Linked DNA regions of Homo sapiens: region 1 is linked to region 2. A link is a loop called in an ENCODE intact Hi-C map of the cell type or tissue named here. Cell type or tissue: PC-9. All regions are shown on one strand.

Evidence for each region. Hi-C counts contacts between places; a loop is a spot of excess contacts. Peaks named below come from ENCODE experiments on the same cell type or tissue, not always from the same donor. Only the 100,000 strongest peaks of a DNase experiment are listed, where the experiment ranks them.
Region 1: it touches region 2 in a loop (4-fold over the local background); 2 of 110 quality-filtered maps call a loop at or near these places.

The regions. Positions count from the first base shown.
Region 1 is chr6:129,369,150-129,371,649 of GRCh38, reverse strand. LAMA2 (laminin subunit alpha 2) reads right to left here. Exons shown (of 65, transcript NM_000426.4): 34 at 1,660-1,758. Among named protein-coding and RNA genes, the nearest start is that of ARHGAP18, 340 kb to the left of the region's middle. RefSeq lists an enhancer at 650-1,159. In PC-9, CTCF peaks have their summits at 852 and 1,057 (motif pointing right); a DNase peak (open chromatin) is centred at 1,079.
Region 2 is chr6:129,729,264-129,731,763 of GRCh38, reverse strand. No RefSeq gene overlaps it. Among named protein-coding and RNA genes, the nearest start is that of ARHGAP18, 20 kb to the right of the region's middle. In PC-9, CTCF peaks have their summits at 838 and 1,038 (motif pointing right); a DNase peak (open chromatin) is centred at 1,093.

The DNA of each region.
Region 1 (2,500 bases), 360 kb after region 2:
CGGCGACAGAGCAAGACTCTGTCTCAAAAAAAAAAAAAAAAAGAAATACTTTTTGTGTCTCTAACGTCAGATCATTAGACTATACTAAGCCAATGAGGGCAAGGACTGCGCAGTTTTGCTCACACTTCTATCCCCAGTGTCATAATTCCTAGAACATGAGAGACTCCCAAAAAGTATTAGTTAAGTGAATGAATGAATGAAATGCCATTTATTACATGAAATTTTTTCTAATTACCCCTAAGCAGATGAAATTATTCTATTATTAAATATTTCTCCAGAATTTCTTCCGACTTTATTTTATTTCATGTTTTATTATATACCTGCATGCAGTTGTCTAATATGGTCCTCCATACACTTAAATGCTGATGTACACACACACACACACACACACACACACACACATCTCAAAGTTCTTTGAAGACAGATTGAGCCTCATTCATATTTTTCATCTGCCAACACGTAACTTAGGCTTTGTATGTTATGAACATTTATGTGTGCTTGTTAAATTGATTTATTCTACCATGACCTGTTAGAAAATTCTTATTTATAACAAATATGAATTATTTCATATTAAATTAATATGAGATAAATGCACTCAATTTAATCTAATGTCTACATACATTTGGCAAGAAACTCCGTGTTGTATCTGTACATTCTATATTGTTGCTATGAGATTCTGAAAAAGTGTTTAGTATGCTATTGTAACATCAGGGCCGTTGTTTAGCATTATGTGCTCAGAAGCCTATTTGATTTTCCTGTGGATATTTTCCTAAACCGACAGCAGGCTATGTAGAAAAAGTACTGGGCCAGTGGGAATCTTGAGACTGGGTCCAGCTTAAGTCCCTGAGTTTAGCAAATTGTATGGCCATTGTTAATTCGTTTCACTGTCATGGCCCGAGGCAGCTCTTCTTTAAAATACAAAGTGGACTCGATAATCCCCAGGAACCTTCTAGCTCCAATACTCTTTATCATTTAAAGCTCTTAGATAATCAAATTAAATCCGTACTTTGCAGCCCCGTTTCTAGCTTCATGCATATTTCTGGCCACAAGATGGCGGGCTTTATGTTGTTTTCTTCATTCTCTAACTGCAAAAAGTTTTTAATACCATCGCAGTTTTGAAAATTTAAAATTTCCAATTCTTTAAAAAGCCTGATAAATGCAACATGGACTTTACATTCTGACTTTAAAAAGTGTCTTAAGCACTTTGGAGTCTCACAATAGAGAAGATTTCCTCTTTTGTGTGGAAAGACTGATTTACACTGTATTTCTATACTAATGCAAAAATCCCACGATGAGATGAAAGAGACCACAAGCATTTTCATTTGTTTTTCTTTCTCTTTACACAATCAAAGATAGTGCTTTTGGAAATCAGAACAGATACAAACTTTACCACGGAGGCTACTGAATAAAGTTCTCAAAATACACTGTCATTCTGGACTTTTTAGCCATTGACAATTTCCAGGTATCCCCAATTTTTCTGCGTGCTACTGATTTCTATGATTTGATTTGAAGCAGAATTAGCAAGTCAGAATACATCTATTTTATATACCAAATTGGGAATTAGGAAGAAGGTGATTTGCATTTCAGAACTTTGAAGTAATTTTCCTTCATTGACATAATCTATCTGCTTTCAGAAGATTCATAATTTTGCCACCTTACCCTGGTCAGCAGCTCGTTCATTTCGGTCACGAGTGTATTCAGATTGCCCTCTGCCAGCTGAATAAGCCTCTCTGGGGCCCGCTGAGGTGACAGCAAGTGCTGAAAAAGATTCCATCCCATAAACATTTTTAGTAAATGGCCTTGCAGTGATAGTGTTCGACAGAACACATTTTTGTATATAAAAGGAACTTAGCCTTCTCACCTTCAAAGAAAAGATAAGGAAACTATTTCAACTGGGCACTTACACATTGAGTGTCATGCCAAATATTCAGGCAAATAATAAAAATTGCAGTGACTTATTGAGAAATTACTATGTGCCAGGCTTTTTATGTTTTGTTTTTTCATTTAATTTTCACAACAGCTCTATGGGGGGTAAGCATTATTCCATTTCATGAAAGAGCAAACTGTCTTGAAGACAGTTAAAAATGTGCACGAGATCACACAGTCAGTAAGGGGTAGAGTTAAGATAAACTCCTTGCCTGGCCCATTTAAGGCTCCCATTCCAATTAACAGAGACACAGATCACAGGTAAAAAAGAGAACGGCAGGCCTTAACATAGAGACCTGGCTAGGCGCTAACTAACTGGCCTGTCCTCGGTGTTGCTAGGAACTGGCCTAACAGCAGGGCCATATTTTTTTCCTATGGAACATAAATAATCTCATAGGACACTAAATTAGACAAGGTCACTCTGAACCAGTGATGAATGAAACAGAAAAAAAGAGACTACCCTGTAATGTCTAAGCGCAGACAAAACCATAGCGGGTTTTGTGTAGACCACAAAACTACCCCAACCTCCCATTTCCTGGCTAATATGAATGAACACTGCCTCCTTATTAATCAT
Region 2 (2,500 bases):
AGGCAAGTTGCTTACCCTCCTATCTATGGAAGAGAGATTAAAGATACCAGTTATCTCTTACCATTGTGTGAAGATTAAGTTAATATATTAAAGTGCTTAGAACAGTGTCCGGCACAAAGTTATCACTCAAACACTAGCCGTTGTTTTTTCAGTGGTAAAGGCTCTCAAAGACAAAAGGAGATGGTAGATAAGAGTGAGAGAGGGGCTCTGAGCACCTCTAGCACGAAAGCCTTCCTTTATATTTGCCTGGCCAACAAGATGGTGAGCTCTTGGTGGCCAGGCGCTGGGCCATGTGTGTGCTACACAGCACCAGTACCCAGGGACCCCCAGGAGATGGGTGAGCAGATGAGTCTTTCCTAAATGGACCAAAGAAAAATACCCAACACTCCTTATTTTCTTTTTTTTGTTTTTGTTTTTGCTAAAGGACTGAAGGTTTGTAATTATTCAAGTCTTTTTTCTCATCCCCTTATGTTGCTTCTGTTGATGACTTTCACAGTCTTCTCGTTCTACCTTTGACTAATTGTTGCTGGCTCTCCCTGCTAATGTTTTGAGGTATTTATCTGGCCTGCCTCTGCTTCCCTGTGAAATATCAGGAAGGCTTTGTGACTCTACAGTGAATTATAGCTCTGCTTCTTAGCCTCAGCTCACCAATATTTTCTGGATAGCATGAGATTACTAGGGCATCCCATGGTAGGGTGGAATCATGGAATCATGGAATGAGGATATGCTGATGATGAAGAAAAGTTGTCTAGGTGAGACCTAGTTTCGGATTGTTGCTGCTTTTTGTTTGTGTGATGTGAAGGCAGTTGCTTGTTTTTCCTTCTTCAAAATGGTGGTATGTCACATGGTTTGGAACTGATTAAATGTAATAATATAGTAATCTGAAGCACCTAGCATAGCACCTGACATACAATAGACACATTAAATATTAGTTCCCTTCCTTTTAGAAGACAACCTGGTAGAAGTGAGCGCTGGCTTTGCTAATGATATGAATTTCATTTGTTTGCATTTATCCTTCTGAGTTACCAAGCAGTTTTTGCTGCGGAAGGAAGGTTGTGTCTTTTAGCCAGCAGGTGGCAATCAAATTAAAGCTAAAAGTTCACCTCATTATAACAGGTAAAAACGTTGCCTTTTTTCATATTAATACTTGATGGAAGTGGCAGGTGAATGACAGACATTTGGCACTGAAGTGGAGTCACCCCTGACGAAGGCATTTTTAACACGAGGCCCTAGATACGGAAGATTAGTTTTCCTAAAGCTGCTTTTGATTTCAGTACCTGCGTATCATTGTCATACACCTTCTTAGAGGTTTGTCAGAGGAATCATCTAGATTTATGCAACACTGTGTTTAAAATAATGAATCTATTCACTTGATTTGGCAGTTTAAAAAAGCAGAGTAAAAAGTGAAGTCATCAGTTGATAAAATAGAATTGTTAGAATAATACTATTTCATATTCGGTCTGGTTTTACGTGAATTTTTGTTGTTGTCTCACTGAATTTGTGTGTGATTTTTAAACAAAGAACACCCTTTGACTGAAAGGTATAAGCAGGGAAGAACTCTGTAAACTCCATTTTTGAGTCTTAAGGTTTTTTGTTTGTTTGTTTTTGAGATGGAGTCTTGCTCTGTCACCAGGCTGGAGTGCAGTGGCGCAATCTCGGCTCACTGCAACCTCCGCCTCCTGTGTTTAAGCGATTCTCCTGCCTGAGCCTTTCAAGTAGCTGGGATTACAAGCACGCACCACCAGGCCCAGCTAATTTTTGTATTTTTAGTAGAGACGGGGTTTCACCATGTTAGTCAGGATGGTCTCGATCGATCTCTTGACCTCGTGATCCGCCTGACTCGGCCTCCCAAAGTGTTGGGATTACAGGCGTGAGCCACTGCGCCCGGCCAGTTTTTAATCTATAAAGTGAGGATAATGTCATTTTCCTCTCTTTTTGCAAGGATTAAAATAGATGATAAATGAAAAGCACTTAGTATGGTGCGTGGCACACAGTAAGCAATCATAATAAATGATACCATTTGGATAACTTATATTATTATCAAAGAATCACTGAAGATGGAAGGGAGCTGAGAGCTCATATGGTCTAATCAGCCCTTTCATTGTTTAGGACATGGAGACAGAGAAAAGTTAACTTGCACAGAGCTAATTAGTATCCATATCAGTTCTGGAACCCAAAATTCCTGAAGCTGCTGGTCTTTTTCACACTGCTACCCCTGAATTATTAGTTCTGGCTGGAGGTGGATGGTATGAAGGCATGGCTGTCAGGGACTAGAGTGACCCTCTTTTTATGGACGGTAGGCAAGGCAGTGGGAAGACCACGTACTATGATGACTGCATTTAGATGAGGTGTCGTGACTGATCCGCTGTCACATGATATATGCTGCTGACATCCTTTGAGATAAAGTCAACTCTAAACAGTAAAGATAAACTCCTAATACTAGCTTCCTTTTCCAAAGCCAAGTCTCTACTAGGCTGCCTCTGTCTTAACGGGAAGACCA